Linked DNA regions of Homo sapiens: region 2 is linked to region 1. A link is an interaction called in ENCODE POLR2A ChIA-PET data of the cell type or tissue named here. Cell type or tissue: GM12878. All regions are shown on one strand. Each heading gives the region's core, and the rest is flanking DNA. Links, peaks and the distances in the headings are about the cores only.

Region 1 (12,301 bases), core at 268-8,267:
CGGCTGGGCTCCTGACGGCGTCAATGCCGGGGTTGGCCACTGGGGGGCCGAGAGCCTCCGGGCCCGGGTCGCCCCAGCCCCCACCCTTCCTCCCGCGGGGGCTTCCCCGGCTCGGGGATCCCGCAGAAAAAACTGGGAGCTCCCAGAGCTGGCCGCGTGCGGCGCGTGGTCCGAGCCGGGGGCCGGAGGAAGCGTCTCCTCCGAGCTGTTGGGCTTTTAAGCCTTAAACCCGAAATAGCTCCGATGTGCGGGGGCCGGGCGCAGAGAGACGGCGGCTTGGGCACAGATGGGGGACGCACAGGCAGAGGCGCGTGGAGACAGACAGGGACGTGTGGAAATAGAAACAGACAGACAGGGACACAGACGCCGTTCCCGAAGACGGGTGCGCTCTGCAGCCACCGATCCTTGTCTGAAATGCTTGGGGGAGGGAGAGGCTGGCTTACTTTACCTTGGCACCCAGGCGCTGAAGATTATTGCTGTGCGGCCATGGGTCAGTGTCTTAAACTCTGTGAGCCTCAGTTTCTTTTCTGTGAAATGGAATGATATTCCCTACAGGGTCCATGTGAGAATGAAATGAGATCAAACCATATTGAACAGAATAGTGTCTGGCACTCAGTAAATATTTAATAAATGGTAACATCTGACCCTGTGGGAGCCTGTTAGAACTCGATTCAGATCATGATCTTCCTCTACTCAGAGCCCTAATAGCTCTTACCTCACTCAGAGGAAACGTCAAAGTCCTCGCGTGGCCCACACAGTCCTGCTAGATAACGCCCAGTCACCTTCCTGCCCTCAGCTCCAGCCACACTGGTCTAGCTGTTTCTGGACACAGCAAGCATGCTGGTGCCTCAGGCCCTTTGCACTTTCAGTTCTGTCCACCTGGAACTCTTCCCCCAAATATCCGCAGGTTGGCCAGATGCGGTGGCTCAGGCCTGTAATCCCAGCACTATGGAAGGCCAAAGCAGGTGGATCACTTGAGGTCAGGAGTTCGAGACCAGCCTGGCCAACATGGTGAAACCCCATTTCTACTAAAAATACAAAAATCAGCCGTGCGTGGTGGCAGGCGCCTGTAGTTCCACCTACTTGGGAGGGTGAGGCAGGAGACTGGCTTGAGCCTGGGAGGTGGAGGTTGCAGTGAGCCGAGATCGGGCCACTGCACTCCAGCCTGGGCAACAGATCGAGACTCCATCTCAAAAAAAAAAAAAAAAAAAATCCGCAGGTCCCTTACCTCTTTTAGGTCTTTGCTTATATCTCATCCTTTCAGGCATTTCTTTCTTTCTTACCCCACCCCCACTTAAAATTATAATACAACCTCCTAGGACTTCTGGTCCCCCTTTTCCCGCTCTTCCCCCCTCATACCACACTATGTAATTTGTTTATTACATTTATTGTCTGTGTCTCCTCACACTGGAATATTAGCTGCAGGAGGGCACGAAAACTTTGTTTAATTATTATGTTAACAATAATGTAGTATTATTCTTTACTATCTCCTGAGCGTCCTGAACAGAATCCGGAACATAATAGGCTTTTAATAACCTGTTCAATGTCAGGTTATTATTGAGAGCCTGATAGTGTAATGTTCCTAACAGTTCTACTGTGTACTAGCTGGTTTATCCCCTACTTTGGTTCTTTTGTTTCTACTTTTTAAATAGAGACTGGGGTCTCACTATGTTACCCAGGCTGGTCTCAAACTCCTGAGCTCAAACTAAAGCTCAAACTCAAAGTGCTGGAATTACAGGTGTGAGCCATCACACCCAGCCTAGTTCTCATTTCTTTATTTTTTTTAATATTTATTTATTTATTTATTTATTTGAGACAGGGTCTCACTCTGTTGCCCAGGCTGGAGTGCAGTGGCACCATTGCACAGCTCACTGCAGCCTCGACCTCCCAGGCTCAGGCTATCCTCCCACCTCAGCCTCCAGAGTAGCAGCTGGTACTACAGGCACGCGCCATCATGCCTGGCTAATTTTTGTTTTTGTTGTTTTGTAGAGATGGGGTCTTGCCATGTTGCCCAGGCTGGTCTCAAACTCCTGGACTAAAGTGCTCCTCACACCTCAGCCTCCCAAAGTGCTGGGATTACATGAACCCATGTTCATGCTGGGCATGAACCACTATGCTCAGTCTGGTTCTTATTTCTTTTTCTTGCCTTATTGCCTTAGCTAGCACTTCAGTTCAATGTAAATTAATGGAAACTAATGTAAACATCATTTCTTCAACCTAGCCTTTAGCACCTGGTGGGCCCTCAACAGACATTTGTTGAACAAATGGATGAATGTATAAAGATAGCTTAGGCCAGGCACGGTGGCTCACGCCTGTAATCCCAGCACTTTGGGAGGCCGAGACAGGCGGATCACGAGGTCAGGAGATCGAGACCATCCTGGCTAACACGGTGAAACCCCACCTCTAGTAAAAATACAAAAAATTAGCCGGGCCCGGGGGCGGGCGCCTGTAGTCCCAGCTGCTCGGGAGGCTGAGGCAGGAGAATGGCGTGAACCCGGGAGGCAGAGCTTGCAGTGAGCTGAGATCATGCTACTGCACTGCAGCCTGGGTGACCTGGGTGACAGAGCGAGACTCCATCTCAAAAAAAAAAAAAGATAGCTTAAAGGTCACCTCCATTTTTCAGCCAGACTGCCCCAGTCCATGTTCTGGGCCCCCACTGCAGGTTTTTCTACCCCCATTAAAGCACTCACCACTCTGATTGTAACCTGTATTCTCCAGCAAACAGAGCAAGAAATGGTACCCATTCATTGTGGCCCTCAGCCTCGACCTCCTGGGCTAAAGCAGTCCTCCCATCTCAGCCTCCTGAGTAGCTGGGATTACAGGCACACACCACCATGCCCAGCTAATTTTTGTTTTTTGGGTTTTTGTTTGTTTGTTGTTTTGTTTGTTTTTTTGAGACAGAATCTTGCACTGTCGCCCGAGCTGAAGTGCAATGGCACAATCTCGGCTCACTGCAACCTCTGCCTCCCGGGTTCAAGTGATTCTCCTGCCTCAGCCTCCTGAGTAGCTGGGATTACAGGCACCTGCCACCACGCCTGGCTAATTTTTTGTATTTTTAATAGAGACGGGGTTTCACTATGTTGGTCAGGCTGATCTCAAATTCCTGACCTCATGATCCACCTGCCTTGGCCTCCCAAAGTGCTAGAATTACAGGCGTGAGCCACCATGCCTGGCCTTAATTTTTGTATTTTTTGTAGTGATAGAGTTTCACCATGTTGCCTAGGCTGGTCTGGAACTCCTGGGCTCAAGCAAACCTCCCACCTCGACCTCCCAAAGTGCTGGGATTACAAGCATGGGCCACCATGCCTGGCCTAAAAAGTAAACATGTTTTAATAAAAAAAAAAAGAGAGAGAAAGAAGCTGCAGCAAGTTACCCAGAAGAAATCTAGCTAAAATTATTGATGAAGGTGGCTACAATCAACAACAAATTGTTCAGTGTAGACAAAATAGTCTTTTTTTTTTTTTTTGAGATGGAGTGTCGCTCTGTTGCCCAGGCTGGAGTGCAGTGGCGCGATCTTGGCTCACTGCAAGCTCCACCTCCTGGGTTCACGCCATTCTCCTGCCTCAGCCTCCCAAGTAGCTGGGACTACAGGCACCTGCCACCATGCCCGGCTAATTTTTTTTTTTTTTTGTATTTTTAGTAAAGATAGGGTTTCACTGTGTTAGCCAGGATGGTCTCGATCTCCTGACCTCATGATCCGCCCACCTCAGCCCCCCGAAGTGCTGGGATTACAAGCGTGAGCCACAGCTCCTGGTCTATTTTTTTTTTTTTTTTTTCTGAGTCAGAGTCAGGGGGATGGGAAGAGCCTGTTGCTCAGACTGGAGTGCAATGGCAAGATTGCAGCTTACTGCAACCTCCGCCTCCCAGGTCAAGCGATTCTCATGCCTCAGCCTCCGGAGTAGCTGGGATTACAGGTGCGTGCCACCACGCCTACCTAATTTTTTGTATTTTTATAGAGACGGGGTTTCACCATGTTGCCCCGTCTGGTTTCTAATTCCTAGGATTATAGGCGTGAACCACGGCGCCTGCCCAACAAAATAGTCTTCTATTGGAAGTAGATGCCAACTAGGACTTTCACCCTAGAGAGAAGTGAAGTCAATGACTGGCTTCAAAGGACAGCCTGACTCTTGTTAAGGGCTAATGCAGCTGGTGGCTTTCGGTTGAAACCAATTCTCATTTACTATTCTGAAAATCCTGGGGACCTTTAGAATGATGTTAAGTGTACTTGGCCTCTGAGCTATAAATAGAACAACAAAGCCTGGGTGACAGCACATCTGTTTACTGAATATTTTAAGCCAACAGTTGAGACTTCCTGTGCAGAAAAAAGTTTCATTTCAAAATATGACTGCTCATTGTCAATGCAACTGGTCACCCAAGAGCTCTGATGGAGATGTACAAGGAGATGTTTTCATGCCTGCTAACACAGCGTCCATTCTGCAGCCCACTGATCAAGGAGTACATTTGACTTTCAAGTATTATTATTATTATCTTATTTATTTATTTATTTTGAGACTGAGTCTTGCTCTGTCACTCAGGCTAGAGTGCAATGGTGCCATCTCAGCTCACTGCAACCTCTGCCTCCTGGGTTCAAGAGATTCTCCTGCTTCAGCCTCTCAAGTAGCTGGGATTACAGGTGCCCACCACCACGCTAGGCTAATTTTTGTATATTTAGTAGAGACGGGGTTGTACCATGTTGGCCAGGCTGGTCTTGAACTCCTGACCTCAAGTGATCCACCTGCCTCGGCCTCCCAAAGTGTTGGGATTACAGGCATGAGCCACCACCGCCCGACCTGTTCTCCTATTTTTAAAAATTGCCACAACCACCCCAACCTTCAGCAACCACCACCCTCATCAGTCAGAAGCCATCAACATTGAGGCAGGACCCTCCACCAGGAAAAAGATTATGACTTGCCGAAGGCTCAGATGATGGTTAGCTTTTCTTAGCAAGAAAGGTTTTTTTGTTTTTGTTTTTGGTTTTTTTTCAAACAGGGTCTCACTCTATCGCTCAGGCTGGAGTACAGTGGCGTGATCTTGGCTCACTGCAATCTCCGCCTCCGGGGTTTAAGCGATTCTCCTGCCTCGGCCTCTGGAGTAGCTGGGACTACAGGCGTGCACCACCATGCCCAGCTAATTTTTGTATTTTTTGGTAGAGATGGGGTTTCACCATGTTGGCCAGGCTGGTGTCAAACCCTTGGGCTCAAGTGATCTGCCCGCCTCAGCCAAAGTGCTGGGATTATAAGCATGAGCCACCACACCCGGGCAGCAATAAAGTTTTTAAGGTTTTTCTGTTTTGTTTTTGAGACAGGGTCTCACTCCGTTGCACAGGCTGGAGTGCAGTGCTGTGATCATAGCACACTGCAGCCTTGTCCTCCTGGGCTCAAGCTATCCTCTCACCTCAGCCTCCCAAGTAGCTGGGACCACAGGTGAGCACCAACATGCCCAGCTAATTTTTAAATTTTTTTCGTAGAAATGAGGTCTCACTATGTTGACCAGGCTAATAAAGTATTTTAAAATTAAGGTATATGCATTGTTGTTTTAGACATAATGCTATTGCATACTTAATATACATATGGTATAGTGTCAGCATAATTTTTACATGCACTAGGAAACCAAAAATTTTTTGTATCACTTTATTGTGATACTCGCTTTATTGTGGTAGTCTAGAACTCAACTCACAGTATCTCTCAGCTCTGTCTGTATACTTTAGAGCAAATTACTCAGCCTCTCTGGCCCTCAGTTTTGTCATCTGTAAAATAGGAATAATATTCACACCCATCTGATGGGGTTGTTGTGAGGATGAAGTGAAGTAATGCACGTGAATTTATTTCTGTTCCCCTTTTTTTTTTTAAATTGAGACAGTCTCGTTCTGTTGCCAGGCTAGAGTGCAGTGGCACAATCTCAGCTCACTGCAACCTCTGCCTCCTGAGTTCAAGTGATTCTCCTGCCTCAGCCTCCCAAGTAGCTGGGACTACAGGTGCACACCACCACACCCAGCTAATTTTTGTACTTTTAGTAGAGACGGGGTTTCACCATGTTGGCCAGGATAGTCTCAATCTCTTGACCTCATGATCTGCCCGCCTCAGCCTCCCAAAGTGCTGGGATTACAGGAGTAAGCCACCGTGCTCGGCCTATTTTCATTTTGTTAAGAGACAAGGGTCTTACTCTGTTGCCCAGGCTGGAGTGCAGTGATGTTATCACACCTCACTGTAGCCTTAAACGCCTGGGCTCAAGTGATCCTCTCGCCTCGGCTTCTCAAGTAGCTGGGACTACAGGTGAGCACCACAACGCCCAGTTAATTTTTAAATTTTTTGTAGAGAGGGTGTCTTGCCATGTTGCCCAGGCAGGTCTGGAATTCCTTGGCTCAGGTGATCCTCCTGCCTCAGCCTCCCAAAGTGCTGGGATTACAGGCGTGAGCCACCATGTCTGGCCAACCCACCAGCCCCTTTGTTGTTCTTCAAACACCTAGAACATATTCAGACCTCAGATATCCTGTTGCTTTTCCCATCCCCCTGACTCTGCTTGTGTTTTCTTTTTCTTTTTCTTTCTTTTTTTTTTTCCTTGAGACGGAGTCTCGCTTTGTTGCCCAGGCTGGAGTGCAGTGGCGCGATCTCAGCTCACTGCAACCTCCGCCTCCCAGGTTCACGCCATTCTGCTGCCTCAACCTCCCGGGTTCATACCATTCTCCTGCCTCAGCCTCCCGAGTAGCTGGGACTACAGGCGCCTGCCACCACTCCCAGCTAATTTTTTGGTTTTTTTTTTAGTAGAGACGGGGTTTCAGCATGTTAGCCAGGATGGTCTCGATTTCCTGACCTCGTGATCCACCCACCTCGGCCTCCCAAAGTGCTGGGATTACAGGCGTGAGTCACCGCTCCCAGCCCTGCTTGTGTTTTCTTTGCCTTAGACTTATAATTTTTTTCTTTTTTTGAGACAGAGTTTAGCTCTTGTCATCCAGGCTGGAGTGCAATGGTGTGATCTCGACTCACTGCAACCTCCGCCTCCAGGGTTCAAATGATTCTCCTGCCTCAGCCTCCTGAGTAGCTGGGATTACAGGCGCCTGCCACCACGCGCAGTTAATTTTTGCATTTTCAGTAGAGACGGGGTTTCGCCATGTTGGCCAGGCTGGTCTCAAACTCCTGGCCTCAAGCAATTCCCCTGCCTTAGCTTCTCAAAGTGTTGGGATTACAGGCGTGAGCCACTGCGCCCGGCCTATTGTTTGTAATCTTGAAGAGGAACCCTGCGTGTGCATTTTCCCTAGGCTCTGCAAATTCTGTTGCTCAAAGTCTCAAGGATTTGTGAAATGAAGAAAGCAATGAAGAAGACGATGTTGGAGGGGTCCAGCCGGCCAGGCGAGAGAGGCAGAGACATGCCCCTTACTGCTGTCAGGACACAAGTGCACATTTGCGGCAATCAGCCCTGGCTGCAGCCCAGGCGAGGGAGGCAGGGCCCGGGAGTGCTCAGGGTGGAGGGATGCCTCTAGGCCTGCCTTCTCCTTCCCTGGACAGCAGGCCGCTGGAGATGGGGGTCCAGATGGCAGCACAGGCTGCTCTGGACAGCTGGCATCAGGCTCAGGCCACGAGAGTCCTTTTCCCCCACCCATGTTGTCAGCACCGTCAGCTACCAGCCCAGCCTGGGAGCCACTGGCCTGGCCTGGCAGAGGAGAGCTGATGTCACCCAGCCCGACATCCCGCCCACTCCCCACTTCCTTCAACAGAAGGATGTGGCGATGTGCAGCAAATAACAGGGAAGTGAGAATAAAAGCCCCTGCCCACACCATGGCCCTGAATATTCACGGCTGCCCAAGCTCCATGCTCAAAGCTGACGCAGGTCTCGGAAGGATTGTGAAGGACTCCAGGCATGTGTGTGCAAATACATGCATATATGTGCATGAACTTCATACCTGGCTGTGCATGTGCCAATGGGCTGGTGGAACCTTCTGTGAGTCTAAGTGTTGCATAGTTGAAACCGAATTGTACCCGCAGGAATCTATGTGTCAGGGCAATACCACATCGGTCTATGTGAATAAGAGGTTGGCTGTGCCTGTGTGACTGTAATATGAATGTGTAGGTGTGTGGGGGTGTCACTGTGTGAAGATGCAGCGGAAAACAGTATTTCACAGTGCCTAGAAATGCAGGTTCCGGGGGCTGGGCGCAGTAGCTCACGCCTATATTCCCAGCACTTTGGGAGGCCAAGGCAGGGGAATCGCTTGAGGCCAGCAGTTTGAGACCAGTGAGGGCAACATAGCGACACCCCATCTCTTTTCTTTTCTTTTTTGAGGCAGGTCTCCTGCTGTTGCCTGGGTTGGTATGCAGCGGTGCGATCATAGCTCACTGCAGCCTCCAACTCTTGGAGACCCCGTCTTTAAAATGAAATGAAAAAAAAAATTAGCCATGTGTGGTGCTGTGCACCTGTAATCCCAGCTACTCAGGAGGCTGAGGCAGGAGGGTTGCTTGAGCCCAGGAGTTTGAGGCTGCAAGTGAGCTGCGATTGCCACTGCACTCCAGCCTGGGTGACAGAGTAAGATCCTGTCTTTAAAAAGAAAGGAGGGCTGGGCGCAGTGGCTCATTGGGAGCACTTTGGGAGGCCAAGACGGTCGGATCACCTGAGGTTGGGAGTTTTCAACCAGCCTAGCCAATATGGTGAAACCCCATCTCTACTAAGAATACAAAAAATTCGCTGGGTGTGGTGGCGCGTGCCTGTAATCCCAGCTACTCGGGAGACTGAGGCAGGAGAATCACTTGAATCCGGGAGGCAGAGGTTGCAGTTAGCCAAGATCGAGCCACTGCATTCTAGCCTGGGCGTGACAGAGTGAGACTCTGTCTCAATTAAAGAAAGAAAGAAAGAAAGGAAGGAAGGAAGGAAGGAAGGAAGGAAGGAAGGAAGGAAGGAAAAAGAGTTCATGTCCTTTGCAGGGACATAGATGAAGCTGGAAACCATCATTCTCAGCAAACTAACACAAGAACAGAAAACCAAACACCGCATGTTCTCACTCATAGGTGGGAGCTGAACAATGAGAATACATGGACACCAGGAGGGGAACATCACACACTGGGGCCTGTTGGGGGGTGGGGGGCTAGGGGAGGTATAACATTAGGAGAAATACCTAATGTAGATGACAGGTTGATGGGTGCAGCAAACCACCATGGCACGTGTATACCTGTGTAACAAACCTGCACGTTCTGTACATGTATCCCAGAACTTAAAGTATAATAAATAAATTAATTAGTTAAAAAAAGGAGAAAGAAAAAAGAAATGCAGGTTCCAGGTTTAAATCTCTGCTCAGCCACTCAGTCCCCATGGCCACTTTTCTGTGATGTGTATTAGTGGGATTATGTTTGGGTTTGAGTGTGTGTGTGCTGAATTCAGCTTCTGCAGGAAGTCTTTCTAAACACCCAGCCACACCCTCTATTTCTATCAGTATCCTAATAACAATGTGTCATTATATCTTTTTGATCATGTTATTTCATTTCAGTTTCCTCCACTAAATGTCAGCTCCACTGGGGCAGGGAGTTTTGTTCTGTTAATTGCTGTGTCCCTGGCACCTGGTACATAGTAGGTGCTGAATAAATATTGAATAGATGAAAGCAGTGCTGTGTCTATATGCTATGTGGGGAAGAGTGGGCACTGGCTGGACACCATGAGTTCCTGGGCACACAGTGCTCAGTTCTGGTCTCTGTCCACAGCTGTTCACAACCCTTGCTTTAACCACCTTCTTTTTTTTTTTTTTTTTTTTTTTTGGTGAGGCAGAGTCTCACTCTGTCTCCCAGGCTGAAGTGCAGTGACGTGATCATGGCTCACTACAGCCTCGACCTCCTGGGCTCAAGTGATCCTCCCACCTCAGCCTCCCAATTATCGGGATTACAGATGTGAGCCATCGTGCTGGGCCCATCTTCAATTTTGTAGAAATGTTGACATTCTGGGATTCACTGTCTCCTGTATCAAATTCAAGGGAGTGGGGTGGATTGGTTTATGCTAAGCCTTCTTCCTAATCTACAGTTCTAGAATCTAGTCTTAAACTAATCCCCTCTTTAATTCATTTAAGATTTTCTTTTTTTTGAGTTTTGCTCTTGTCACCCAGGCTGGAGTGCAATGGCACTATCTCAGCTCACTGCAACCTCTGCCTCCCGGGTTCAAGCCATTCTCCTGCCTCAGCATCCTGAATAGCTGGGACTACAGGCGTGTGCCACCATGCCCAGCTAAGGATTTATTTTTTGTTTTTATTTTTTTTTAGAGATGGGTGTCGCTGGGATCCTCCAGCCAGCCTCCCGAGTAGCTGGGACTACAGGCTCACACCAGGGTGCCACGCTCATTCAACATTTATTGAGCACCTACTGTGTGCCAGGCACTGTTCTAGACCTGATCCTGCCCTCATGAGCTCAGACCCAAGGAGGAAGGCAGGCAGGATCCAGAAGTCTTACTTAATCTGTTTTTTGTTTTTTGTTTTTTTTTCTGACAGAGTCTTGCTCTGTCACCCAAACTGGAGTGCAGTGGTGTGATCTTGGCTCACTGCAACCACCGCCTCCCGGGTTTAAGCAATTCTTCTGCCTCAGCCTCCCGGGTAGCTGGGATTACAGGCGCCTGCCACCACGCCCGACTAATTTTTGTATTTTTAGTAGACATGGGGTTTCACCATGTTGGCCAGGCTGGTCTCGAACTCCTGACCTCAAGTGATCCGCCTGCCTCGGCCTCCCAAAGTGCTAGGATTACAGGCGTGAGCCACTGTGCCCAGCTTCTCCTTTAATCTTGAGTGCCTTTCCCTAGTCTCTCTCTGTCCGAGGACAGAATTTTAGTCTTCACAGTCTGAAATCACCCGCGGGGATTTGTATGTTTATACAGGGATCCTGCTCCCTCACTAGCCAGGAGCAGGGACCCCTACTGGGTTTGTTGGTTGCTGCTGCCCCAAAGCCTGGTCACAGTGCCCAGTACATCGTAAGTAGACACTTGGGAAAGAGATGTGAAATGAGCTAATAAATAAAATGATGGCGCAAAAGCAGGCTCCGCGAGCACGATTTCGCGGAATCCTAGGTGTGTGTCATTACCCACTTTGCAGAGGAGGAAATTGAGACTCAGGAAGGCAAAGCCGCCTGCCGGGCCCCACCGCAGCTCAGTGGTATGTGGCTATGGGATGTAGCAGAAGAAGCAAAGGTAGCCCCAAAAAGCGTTCCCAATTCCCGCAAACCTCCCCCCCACACACACACACAGGCAGGAGAGACATAGCAGGGTTTGCACCGATGGGGGTGGGATGGGGACCGGGGACAGAGGGACAGTGCAAAGCAACTTAGGGGTCTCTCTCCTCAGTCCCCAGGGCTGGAGGTGCTGTGCTGGCAGATTAGGAAATGCTTGGGGTTGATGGGGAAGCTTCCGGCGCTCTATCCCCAGTTCTGGAAGCTGAGGCTCCGGGAACCCTGTTTTGCTGAAGCTGGGCAGCTCCAGTCTCCAGAGCCAGGAAGAGACCCCCGCGCCTATCCGGGAATCCCCGACATCTGGGATTCTCTCCAAACACCCCCAGGCTGATGACGGGGCCGAATCCCTAAAGGGCATACGGTGGGGGTGGGGGTACGACTTTCCTGGGGAGCCGGGGAACCCCCTACCTTCCTGGCCCCCTCCCACTGTGGCACCGTGTCCCCCTCCCCACCGCAGCTCGCAGCCCCAAGCTTACCTTGCGGGGGGCCTGGGGAGGGGATGCCCCGCCCTCCCTGGCCTGGGGGGCGGGAGGGGACGGGGGTGTCCAGACCCTTTGTTTGCTGGTGTGTGTGTGTATGTGTGTGTGCGATTGTGAGAGCCGCCGGGGTGTGGGTCCGTGCGCGCGCGTGCCCGGGCCGTGACGGCCACTGATGTGCTGGACTGCCAGGGTGGAGGGGAAGAGGGAGGGGTAGGAGATGGGGACTCCCCCGCCCCTGCCCGCCCACTCGCGGGTTTGAATGAAGCGCGAGGGGGAAGGGCGGCAGCGGGAGGACGTTTTTGTCCGATGGCCCTTCCCGCTCCATGCACCGGGGAATCCTCCCCCTTCTGGAGAACTTCGCTCGCTCTCTCCAGGCACTGCCTCCAACGTCGGCTCCAGGGGAGACTAGGAAGAGGCGCCCCTCACCGGAGTGGCTGGAGCTCCTCCTATCCAGCCTGACCCCCGAGGGAGCACCCTTTAATCTGAGATAATCCTGGCCCAAGGCTGCAACACGGCCTATTATCCTGGTATCAAAGCGTGGATTGGGATGCATGGAAGTGTGAGGTGGTCGAGGCCCTGCATGCTTAGAGTAATGGAGTCCTTAGAGCCCCGGCGGAGGAAGCGTACCCCAAGACGAACGGG
Region 2 (12,301 bases), core at 3,262-11,261, 180 kb after region 1:
GTTTGAGACCAACCTGACCAACATGATGAAACCCCGTCTCTACTAAAAATACAAAAATTAGCCCGGCATGGTGGCGGGCGCCTGTAATTCCAGCTACTCAGGAGGCTGAGTGACGAGAATTGCTTGAGCCCGGGAGGCAGAGGTTGCAGTGAGCCAAGATTGCGCCACTGCACTTCAGCCTGGGTGACAGAGCAAGACTCCATCTCAAAAAAAAAAAAAAAAAAAGTACAGGGCATGGATGGATGACACAGATCTGTTGGTGGGGGGTGAGGGGTGGTCTCCTATACTAGGGAGAGCTGCCTAAAGCGCCCCTCCCCCATCAACTGTCCAAACATCTGCTGTTTGTTTGTTTTCAGCTCAGCTTGTGTGTAACTGCCAAGCTCCGTGAGGGGGCAAAGCCTCCCACGGAGGGCCTCCCCGCAGTGGGGCTGATTTGCATGGATATTTTCATTCCCTACAGTTCCCTGAGCAACCAGGACAGGCGTGAAGGGTAGAAAAAAAGCCACAGAACTAGCCCTCCAGGCAGGTGTTGGCGAGAACCAGAGAGTCCAACCTCCTTGAGGGCCTGAGACCCTGGGCATGTCACATTGGCTCTCCAGGCCTCAGTTTCCTCCTCTGTAAAATGGGGGTATAGTTGCCCCTACCCACATGGTTCTTGCAGGGCTTAAGCCTGCGAGCCCTGGCATCATCTAGTCCCTGTGCTGTTCTCCCTGCATGGCTCGGGGCTGACCTCTGCACGGGACATCTCCCCTGCCAACTGGCTTCTGGCCACATTTAGCCAATGGGAGGCACTGGGGGCAGATTTTCCGAGAGGAAGGTAGGAGAAGCCAAGATATTTCTTTTCTCTTCTTTTCTTTTTTGAGACGGAGTTTCGCTCTTGTCGCCCAGGCTGGAGTGCAATGGCACGATCTCAGCTCACTGCAACCTCCACCTCCTGGGTTCAAGTGATTCTCCCGCCTCAGCCTCCCAAGTAGCTGGGATTACAGGCACGCACCACCATGCCCGGCTAATTTGGTATTTTTAGTAGAGACGGGGTTTCACCATGTTGGTCAGACTGGTCTTGAACTCCTGACCTCAGGTGATTCACCTGCCTCAGCCGCCCAAAGTGCTGGGATTACAAGCGTGAGTCACCGCACCCGGCCTCTTTTTGCTTTTTTTCTAGGGATAGGGTCTTACTCTGTCACCCAGGCTGTAGTGCAGTGGCACAATCATAGCTCACTGCAGCCTCGACCTCCTGGGCTGACGTGATCCTTCTGCCTCAACCTCCTGAGTAGCTGGAACCACAGGTGCGTGCAACCATACATGGATTTTTTTTTTAAAGATTTTTAAAATAGAGATGGGGGTCTCCTATATTACCCAGGCTGGTCTCAAACCCCTGGCTTCAAGTGATCCTCCCACCTTGGCCTCTCAAAGTGCTGGGATTACAGTCATGAACCACTGCACCCAGCCCAAGATATTTCTCCCCATATGCCTCTGGTAGCACCTCCCATTAGATATCATCTTCCTATATGGTAATTTCTATTTAAATTTTTTACATGGTCTGCCATATCCTTTATTTTTATTATATTTTTTAAGAGATGAGGTTTGGCTATGTTGCCCAGGCCGGAGTCCAACTCCTGGGCTCAAGTGATCCTCCTGCCTCAGCCTCCCGAGTGGCTGGGACTACAGGCCTACACCACCATGCTTGGTTTATGCTAATTTTTTTTTTTTTTTTTGAGATGGAGTTTCGCTCTTATTGCCCAGGCTAGAGTGCAATGGTGCGATCTCGGCTCACCGCAGCCTCCGCCTCCTGGGTTCAAGCGATTCTCCTGCCTCAGCCTCCCTAGTAGCTGGGATCACAGGCATGTGCCAGCATGCCCGGCTACTTTTTTTTTTTTTTTTTTTTTGAGACGGAGTCTCACTCTGTCGCCCAGGCTGGAGTGCAGTGGTGTGATCTCGGCTCACTGCAAGCTCCGCCTCCCGGGTTCACGCCATTCTCCTGCCTCAGCCTTCCGAGTAGCTGGGACTACAGGTGCCTGCCACCACGCCCGGCTAATTCTTTGTATTTTTAGTAGTGACGGGTTTCACCGTGTTAGCCAGGATGGTCTCGATCTCCTGACCTCATGATCCACCTGCCTTGGCCTCCCAGAGTGCTGGGATTACAGGCATGAGCCACTGCGCCCAGCCACATCAGGCTAATTTTGTATTTTTAGTAGAGACACGGTTTCTCCATGTTGGTCAGCCTGGTCTCGAATTCCCGACCTCAGGTGATCCGCCCGCCTCGGCCTTCCAAAGTGCTGGGATTACAGGCATGAGCCACTGTGCCCGGCCTATGCTAATTTTAAAATAATCTCTCCATCCATTTTGTTTTGTTTTGTTTTGTTTTAGACAAAGTCTTACTCTTTCACCCAGGCTGGAGTGCAGTGGTGCAATCTCCGCTCACTGCAACCTCCGCCTCCCGGGTTCAAGCGATTCTCCTGCCTCAGCCTCCCAAGTAGCTGGGATTACAGGCTCCTGCCACTATGCCCAGCTAATTTTTTGTATTTTTAGTAGAGACCGGGTTTCACCATGTTGGCCAGGCTGGTCTCGAACTCCTGACCTCGTGATTTGTCCACCTTAGCCTCCCAAAGTGCTGGGATTACAGGCATGAGACACCGCGCCTGGCCATCGTTTGATTTTTTATCTACGTATTAAATTGACCCATATATTAAATCCCCTCTATTGGAGATACTTCTGTTTTCCTGATTAGACCCTCACTGATGTAAAGCTACTGTCCGGAGGCCAGGCAGAGTGGTTCACTCTTGTAATCTCAGTGCCCTTGGGAGACCAAGGTGGGAGGATCGCTTGAGCCCAGGAGTTCAGGTCCAGCCTGGGCAACATAGTGAGACCAACCTAACCCTCTACAAAAAATGTAAAAGTTAGCTGGGCTTGGTGTCTTGGGCCTGTAGTCCCAGCTACTGGGTAGGCTGAAGTAGGCAGATTGCTTGAACTCACCAGCTTGAGACTACAGTGAGCTATGATTGCGCCACTGCACTCCAGCCTGGGTGACAGAGCAAGACCTTATCTCTAAAAAGATAAAAACTAGGCCGGGCACGGTGGCTCACGCCTGTTATCCCAGCACTTTGGGAGGCCGAGGCGGGTGGATCACGAGGTCAGGAGATCAAGACCATCCTGGCTAACACGGTGAAACCCCGTCTCTACTAAAAATACAAAAAATTAGCCCGGCGTACTGGCGGGTGCCTGTAGTCCCAGCTACTCGGGAGGCTGAGGTAGGAGAATGGCGTGAACCTGGGAGGCGGAGCTTGCAGTGAGCCAAGATTGCGCCACTGCACTCCAGCCTGGGCGACAGAGCCAGATTCCGTCTCGAAAAAAAAAAAAAAAAAGATAAAAAATAAAAATAAATAAATCGCTTCTCGGCCTTTTGGCTAAGATCAAGAAAACAAATAAACAAACACACAAATAATAAGGCTGCTGTGAGAATTTTTTAAACAAAAGTATTGCTTTTTTTGCACAATTTAGATACAATAAAAATCTTCCTGGCCGGGCGTGGTGGCTCACGCCTGTAATCCCAGCACTTTAGGAGGCCGAGGCGGGTGAATCACAAGGTCAGGAGTTCGAGACCAGCCTGGCCAAGATGGTAACACCCCATCTCTACTAAAAATACAAAAATTAGCCAGGCGTGGTGGTGGACACCTGTAAGGTGAGGCAGGAGAATCGCTTGAACCCAGGAGGCAGAGGTTGCAGTGGATCGCGCCACTGCATACTAGCCTGGGCGACAGAGCAAGACTCTGTCTCAAAAGAAAGAAAATCTTCCCTTTTTTGCATACAGTTGTTCACATTTCAAGAAACATATATAGTCACGTAACCAAAACCACAATCAAGATGCAGAATGGTTCCATCGCCAAAAAAAAAAAAATTCCCCCCATGCCCCCCAACTTTTTTTTTTTTTTTAAGACATTGGTCTTACTCTGTTGCTCAGGCTGGAGTGCAGTGGTGCGATCATAGGTGACAGTGGTGTCAAACTGCTGGGCTCAGGCAATCCTCCTGCCTCAGCCTCCGGAATAGCTAGTACAGGCACGTGCCACTGTACCTGACTCATTTTTTTTTTTTTTTTTTTGTAGAGACTGGGTCTCGCTCTGTCGCTCAGGATGGTGTCGAACTCCTGGGTTCCAGCAATTCTCTCACCTCAGCCTCTGAAAGTGCTGGGATTACAGGGGTGAGCCACTGTACCCGGTCCCACCGTGCCCTTTTGCAGTCAACCTCTCCTGTCCCAATATTTCACCGTCCCTATAGTTTTTTTTCTCCTAGAACATTATAGAAATAGAGTCATACAATATGCAACCTTTGCGTTGAACTTCTTTCCCTCATCCTAATACATTTGAGAGTTCTCCATGTGGCTAGGTATCACCAATTCCTTCTTTTTGATTTTTTTTTTTTTTGAGATGGAGTTTCATTTGTTCTTGTCACCTAGTCTGGAGTGCAATGGTGCAATCTCGGCTCACTGCAACCTCCACCTCCTGGGTTCAAGCAATTCTCCTGCCTCAGCCTCCTGAGTAGCTGGGATTACAGGTGCGTACCACCAAACTCAGCTAATTTTTTCGTTTTTAGTAGAGATGGGGTTTCGCCATGTTGTCCAGGCTAGTCTCGAACTCCTGACCTCAGGCGATCCGCCCGCCTCAGCCTCCCAAAGTGCTGAGATTACAGGCATGGTCTTCCATTGTGAGGATGGACTGCAGTTTATCTCTCCTTTCTCTAGCTGAGGGAGCTGCTGTGAGCTATTGAGAGTGAGTCAATATTTGTAAAACACTTAGGGCAGTAACTGGCACGTTATACACATGTCAGCTGTCATGAGCATGCTGGGGTGGGAGGGGCTTGCTGAGAAGTTAGCCTTTTTGAGGTTCCCCTTTCCCCTAATTGTTCATCCTGCTTTTGGCGGGAAGAGAGCCCACCCCTTCCCCAGCTCGAAGGGCCAAGACTGCTTCTGGTGCAGATGTGGCAGAGGCTGGCCTCCAGTGGGAGCCTCCCCACCCCGTCACTGAAGCTGAAAGTGGGCCCTGAGCCCATGGAGGAGATGAGGCTGCCGCAGTTCCCTGATGCCTGCCAAGATCAGCATCTGGGAAGCTTCTCTGTAGCCTGGGGCCCCTTCCCCCAGCGCTGGGGCGATGATGAGAAAGTTGGGATCCATCTCAGACACTTCCCAGGCAGTTCCTCCTGCCAGAGACGAGAGCCAGGGGGGTGGGGGGACAGTGGAGGCCCAGGGAGGATGGAGAACAGGCCTGCGTCTCATGGATTTCAGGGCCATGGTGGGCAACCACAGGATCTGGTGTGAAGGGCCTGGGCCTCCTGGATTTGGGGGAGTTCACAATATCCGGGGTGAAGGTAGGAATGGGGGTCAGAGGGCGTCCCTTCTCCTGGATTATGGAGAACATTCCACATCTCACTGTTGACCAATGTAGTCCTGGCTGGTAACCACTGCCTGTCTGTTCCTACCTGCTGGGGCAGAGATGGGGGTGGTGGCACAGGAATGGGGTGGAGACTCCGAATGAATAAGAAGACAGACAGCCAGGGCTGCTGGATTGAGAGGAGCCGGATGGCTCTAGTTCGAATCTCACCTCTCCTGTATGCCTCAATTTTCCTCCTTCTTTTTTTTTTTTTTTTTTTTTTTGAGATAGAGTCTCGCTCTGTCACCTAGGCTGGAGTGCAATGGCATGATCTTGGCTCACTGCAACCTCCGCCTCCCGGGTGCAAGCAATTCTTGTGCCTCAGCCTCTCGAGTAGCTGGGGTTACAGGTGCGCATCACCATACCTGGCTAATTTTTATCTTTTTAGTAGAGATGGGGTTTCGCCATGTCGGCCAGACTGGTCTCTAACTCCTGATCTCAGGTGATCCGCCTACCTTGATCTCCCAAAGTGCTGGGATTACAGGCGTGAGCCACCGCGCCTGGTCAATTTTCCTCTTCTTTAAAATGGGATTGGCCGGGCACAGTGGCTCACACCTGTAAGAGTGTGAGCCACTTTGGGAGGCCAAGACCAAGGTACATGGAATGGATTACTTCAGGTCAGGAGTTTGAGATCAGCCTGGCCAACATGGTGAAGCCCTGTCTCCACTAAAAATATAAAGATTAGCCAGGCATGGTGGCGCGGGCCTATAATCCCAGCTACTTGGGAGGCTGAGGCAGGAGAATCGCTTGAACCCAGGAGGCGGAGGTTGCAGTGAGCCAAGATCATGCCACTGCCACTCCAGCCTGGGAGACAGAACGAGACTCCATCTCAAAAAAAAAAAAAAAAAAAAAAGGCCAGGCACGGTGGCTCACGCCTGTAATCCCAGCACTTTGGGAGGCCGAGGTGGGCAGATCAGCTTAGGTCAGGAGTTCTAGACCAGCCTGGCTAACACAGTGAAACCCCGTTTCTACTAAAAATACAAAAAATTACCCAGGTGTGGTGGCGGGCGCCTGTAATCCCAGCTACTCGGGAGGCTGAGGCAGGGGAATCCCTTGAACCTGGAAGGCGGAGGTTGCAGTGAGCTGAGATCGCGCCACTGCCCTCCAGCCTGAGTGACAGAGCGAGACTCCATCTCAAAAAAAAAAAAAAAAAAGATGATGATTATCATAATACCCACTTCCTCGGGTTGTGAGGACTCACAGCGCCACATCTAGCACACAGTCGGTGGCTGTGAGTGTTAGCCATTATTGTCACTGACCCTATAATTAGTGGAAGCTAGTTCAAGCCTCTTCCTTCTCCTCTATTTCCCCTGCTGGGAGTTCTCCAAGAAAAGGGCCCTGTTTCCTTCCTCCTCCACTGTTCTCTCACTCAGCCCCCCGCCCCCCGCCACCGGGGTAGGCCAAGCTCTCCTCCTGACCCCCACCAAGACCATCAGGAAGTCCAGGCCTCCAGCGTTTTCCAGTCCTCTGTAGCGCTCCCTTGGCTGACCTGGCGAAGACATTGTGTTGCCTCAGAAGTGGGAGGGAGGCGGAAGTTGCATGTCGGTGTGTCTGTGTGTCCCCGGGGACATCACCTTTGTCTGGGAGCCACGGTTCCCCTGGCAGACGGCCACATATGTCTGCAGCCTTGACATCACCCCTCTGCCCCAACCCCCCAGGTCCCAGGAGAGACTGCAAATTGCTGAGCCAGCCCAGGCATATGAGGGCGGTCACTTCCTCCCCAGCCTTCAGGTCCCCACACAAGACTGAGATTTCCGCTCTGATAGCTCTCAGACGAGGAGAAAACCTAATTTTCTTCGTGCTTCCTCCTCTGCGGATTAAACACCTGGTTTCTAGAGTGTCCAGGCAACACTTCTCACTTGGTAGAAGAGGCAGTGAGGTTTTGCCAAGGTCCAAGTGCGCCCCAAGATCTGGCCCAGAACCCAGCAGACCCTGAAATCGAGCTCAGGAAAAGGGGCAAAGTGTAGAATTGACTAGTCACTTTCTGACTTTCTTTGTATCCCCCCTTCAAAGCCCCATCACCCTGTGTTAGAATTGTCTGGTTTCGGCCGGGCACGGTGGCTCACGCCTATAATCCCAGCACTTTGGGAGGCTGAGGCAGGTGGATCGCCTGAAGTCAGGAGTTCAAGACCAGCCTGGCCAACATGGTGAAACCCCATCTCTACTGAAAATACAAAAATTAGCCGGGTGTGGTGGTGTGCGCCTGTAATCCCAGATACTTGGGAGGCTGAGGCAGGAGAATTGCTTGAACCTGGGAGGTGGAGGTTGCAGCGAGCCGAGATCTTGCCAGTGCACTCCAGCCTTGGCGACAGAGCGAGACTCTGTCTCAAAATAAATAAATAAATAAATAAATAAATAAAAATAATTGTCTGGTTTCTTCTCTGTCTCCTCCATCAGACTGTCAGCTTTGGATGGCAGCAACCAATTAGGCATCACCAGGCTTAGCACAGAGCATTACATGTTGTGTTACATACACACATATATTGCATGCCTATATGTAGCATTAACGTGTTGATTTTTTTTTTTTTTTTGAGATGGGCTCTTACTATATTGCCTGGGCTGGTCTCAGATTCCTGGCCTCAAGCAATCCTCCCGCCTCTGCCTCCCAAAGTGCTAGGATTACAGTTGTGAGTTATCGTGCTTGGCCTGTTGATTTTTTTTTTTTCCAGACAGTGTCTTGCTCTGTCAACTAGGCTGGAGTGCAGCAGTGTGATTTCAGCTAACTTCAACCTCCACCTCTCAGGCTCAAGTGATCCTCCCACCCCAGCCTCATGAGTAGCTGGAACTACAGGCACACACAACCATGCTTGGCTAATGTTTAATTTTTTGTTTTTTCTTTTGTAGAGACGAAGTCTCACTATATTGCGCAGGCTGATCTCAAGCTCCTGGGCACAACTGGTCTTCCCACCTTGGCCTCTCAAAGTGCTGGGATTACAGACATGAGCCACTATCCATGACCAATTTTTTAAAATTTTTAATATATTTTTTGAGATGGAGTTTCACTCTGTCGCCTAGGCTGGAGTGCAGTGGCACGATCTTGGCTCACTGCAACCTCCACCTCCCGGGTTCAAGCAGTTCTCCTGCCCCAGCCTCCAGAGTGGCTGTGACTACAGGCACCTGCTACCACGCCTGGCTAGTTTTTTGTGTTTTTTTTTGTTTGTTTTTTTGTTTTTTTGAGATGCAGTCTCACTCTGTTGCCCAGGCTGGAATGCAGTGGCGGGATCTCGGCTCAGTGCAACCTCCGCCTCCTGGGTTCAAGTGATTCTACTGCCTCAGCCTCCCAAGTAGTTGGGACTACAGGTGTGCACCACTGTGCCCAGCTAATTTTTGTATTTTTAATAGACACCGGGTTTCACCATGTTGGCCAGACTGGTCTTGAACTCCTGACCTCGTGATCTGCCTGCCTCAGCCTCCCAATAATTTTGGTATTTTTAATAGAGATGGGGTTTCACCATATTGGTCAGGCTAGTCTCGAACTGCTGAATTCAGGTGATCCCCTTGCCTCGACCTCTTTGTACATTTTTTTGAATTGGTAATAGAAGCTAAAGATTTCAAACAGCAGGCTGGGCGCAGTGGCTTATGCCTGTAATCCCAGCACTTTGGGAGGCTGAGGCAGGCGGATCACCTGAGGTCAGGAATTCGAGACCAGCCTGGCCAATATGGAGATACCTCGTCTCAAAAAAAAAAAAAAAAAAAAAAAAAAGATTTCAAACAGCCCTCCAGGGTATACCATGAAAAGCTGTTTCTTCTTACCTCGTTTCCCTGCCCCCTGGTTCCTCTCCCTAAGAGTAACTGTTGTGACTAGGGTCTGGTGCCTTCTCCCAGAGACAGACTGTGTGTCACAGGCAAATGTGTGTGTATTTATATAGTTCTTATAAATACACCCAGAAATGCAATGCATACTGGTCTACACTGTACTTTTTCAACTTAATATGTTGAAGACCATTTCCCATCAGTACACACAAGACTACTCCATTTATTTATTTAGTTTTATTTATTTATTTATTTAAAATGGAGTATTGCTGTGTCACCCAGGCTGGAGTGCAATGGCATGATCTCGGCTCACTGGAACCTCTACCTCCAGGGTTCAAGCAATTCTCCTGCCTTAGCCTCCCGAGTAGCTGGGACTCCAGGCACACACTACCATTCCCGGCTAATTTTTGTACTTTTAGTACAGATGGGGTTCGCCATGTTGGCCAGCCTGGTCTTGAACTCCTGACCTCAGGTGATCCACCTGCCTTTGCCTCCCAAAGTGCTGGGGTTACAGGTGTGAGCCATTGCACCCAGCCTCTTTATTTTTATTTTATTTTTTGAGACGGAGTCTTGCTCTGTTGCCCAGGCTGAAGTCCAATAGCACCATGTTGGCTCACTGCAACGCCCGCCTCCCCGGGTTCAAGCGATTCTCCTAACTCAGCCTCCCGAGTAGCTGGGATTACAGGCGCCCGCCACCACGCCCGGCTAATTTTTTGTATTTTTAGTAAAGAAAGGGTTTTGCCATATTGGCCAGACTGGTCTCGAACTCCTGACCTCAAGTGATCCACCCACCTTGGAGTCCTAGAGTGCTGGGATTACAGGCGTGAGCCACCATGCCCAGCCAATTTTTATATTTTTTGTAGAGATGGAGTTACACCATGTTGCCCAGGCTAATCTAGAACTCCTAGGGTCAAGCAATCCACCCACCTTGGCTTCCCAAACTGTTGGGATTACAGTCGTGAGCCACCGTGCCTGGCCAGATTATGTTTATAACATATAATGTCTACATTTTCACAAATGGTACCCTCATAAAAAGCCATATTTCCCACCTGAACATAAGATCCACTGGGTTGGCCAGGCACGGTTGTTCATGCCTGTAATCCCAGCACTTTGGGAGGCCAAGGCGGGCAGATCATGAGGTCAGGAGATCGAAACCATCCTGGCCAACATGGTGAAACCTCCATCTCTACTAAAACTACAAAAATTAGCTGGGCATGGTGGCGCATGCCTGTAATCCCAGCTACTCAGGAGGCTGAGGCAGAAGAATCGCTTGAACCCGGGAGGCAGAGGTTGCAGTGAGCCGAGATAGTGCCACTACATTCCAGCCTGGCGACAGAGCTAGACTCTGTCTCAAAAAAAAAAAAAAATCCATCTGGTCAAGGAGTTTTTCCTTTTTGTTGCTGTTGTTGTTGTTCACTGCTGTGCCCAGTAGGTGCATAAAAAATATTTGTTGCCAGGTGCTGTGGTTTACATTTGTAATCCCAGCACTTGGGGAGGCCGAGGCAGGCGGATCACTTGAGGTCACGAGTTCGAGACCAGCCTGGCCAACATGGTGAAACCCTGTCTTTACTAAAAATACAAAAAAATCAGCCAGGCGTGGTGGCACGCGCCTGTATTTCCAGCTACTTGTGAAGCTGAGGCACAGGAATAGCTTGAACCTGGGAGGCAGAGGTTGCAGTGAGCTGAGATGGCACCACTGCACCCCAGCCTGGGAGATAAAGGAAGACTCTGTCTCAAACAAAAAAATTTTGTTGCTGGAATGAGGGGCTTTCCTATCCTGTTGTCGAACTGCTGGTTACACACACACACACACACACACACACACACACACACACACACATCATTCGATGAAGGTGTAGTGTCCATCATTTCCGCAGGCAGGCACACAGAAATGCCCAGGAATTAGTGAAAATTGGAAATCTGGATAGAAGACTGGGCCCGACGCTGGAAGGCAGGCACAAACTGGGCCCCGCCAGAGGGGACAGTGATCTACAGAGGCAGGAAAGAGTGTGGAGTGTCCCCAGTCCCCCAAGGGAAACAGGGCAGCACCTGAATTCTGGAGGTCCTATCAAGGGAGAGACTGGTCAGGCACAGTGGCTCACGCCTGTCATTCCAGCACTTTGGGAGGCTGAGGCAGTAGGATTGCTTGAATGCAGCAGTTCAAGACCAGCCTGGGCAACACAGCGAGACCCCATCTCTACAAAAAACTGCAAAAAATTAGCCAGGCATGATGGCGCACCTGTAGTCCCAGCTACTCTGGAGGCTGAGGCAGGAGGCTGAGGCTCCCGTGAGCTATGATTGAGCCACCACACTCTGGCCTGGATGACAGAGCAAGACCATGTCTCAAAAAAAGAAAAAAAAAAAGAGATCAATTTTGTCTTTGGGACAGGACATCGCACTTAGTAGGAATTTATTTGTTGGGTGGACACACAGTAGGCACTTAATGCCTATTTGCTGCGTTGACACCTAGTAGGTACTTCCAAGGCTCTTTGTTGAGTCAATAAATGTGACCTCGTGTTTTCTTCCAAGTCCAGGGTCCCAGGGGTAAGCCCAGAGGTAACCTGGGGTTGAAGACAGTTGTTTCAGGTTGAGGCCACCTGGCCAGGAGTACTGTGACGTCACCAGGCTGCGTGACGTTTCGCGCCGGCCGGTTCTCACGGGTGGGGGCTGGGAGGGGCAGAGTGAGAGATCGGGTGGGGGGGGCGGACAAAGGGCCCTCCGTGCAGCTCCTGTCGGCCCCCGCGTGCGCCCCGGCCAGCCGGCCGGTCACATCTGGAATTCATTGCAGCCGCCGCCGGAAAGGGGAGGAGAGGAGGGCGGGGCGAGCGGGGGGCAGAGGCGGCGGCTCTCCGCCCCCCCCTCTGTCCCTCGTCCCAGCCCCGGGACTTAGCCGAGCCCGGCTGGCAACCCCAGCCCCAGCCGCGGCCGCCCTGGGGACGCAGACGCCAAGGCCCCTCCGGCCAGGGCCGGGAGCCGGGCCGGCCTAGCCAGGTGAGCGCGCGTGGCGACAAGGAGGCAGAAAAGGCGGGCCTGGTCCCCTGAGGTCTCGGGATCCGAGCTGAGGGGCCCCAATCGGGGGGCTGGGGCGCGCACGCGCCGCCTGGGTTCCTGCTGCACGGAGCGGGTGG

The links. ChIA-PET counts read pairs that join two places held together with the same protein. Peaks named below come from ENCODE experiments on the same cell type or tissue, not always from the same donor. Only the 100,000 strongest peaks of a DNase experiment are listed, where the experiment ranks them.
Region 2: POLR2A ChIA-PET joins it to region 1 with 12 read pairs; 4 of 35 experiments call an interaction of 5 or more read pairs at or near these places.

What each region holds. Positions count from the first base shown.
Region 1 is chr19:10,404,407-10,416,707 of GRCh38, reverse strand. No RefSeq gene overlaps it. Among named protein-coding and RNA genes, the nearest start is that of CDC37, 7.0 kb to the right of the region's middle. RefSeq lists silencers at 1-265, 11,631-11,680 and an enhancer at 7,528-7,637. In GM12878, for the core only: no CTCF peak of the experiment used is centred there; DNase peaks (open chromatin) are centred at 4,277 and 7,942; H3K4me3 peaks cover 1,064 bases; H3K27ac peaks cover 3,799 bases.
Region 2 is chr19:10,231,067-10,243,367 of GRCh38, reverse strand. S1PR2 (sphingosine-1-phosphate receptor 2) reads left to right here and starts at 12,037. Exons shown (of 2, transcript NM_004230.4): 1 at 12,037-12,164. RefSeq lists enhancers at 677-756, 6,857-6,926, 11,483-11,532 and silencers at 4,643-4,832, 4,641-4,935, 11,733-12,301. In GM12878, for the core only: no CTCF peak of the experiment used is centred there; DNase peaks (open chromatin) are centred at 3,917, 4,807 and 7,097; H3K4me3 peaks cover 1,145 bases; H3K27ac peaks cover 3,210 bases.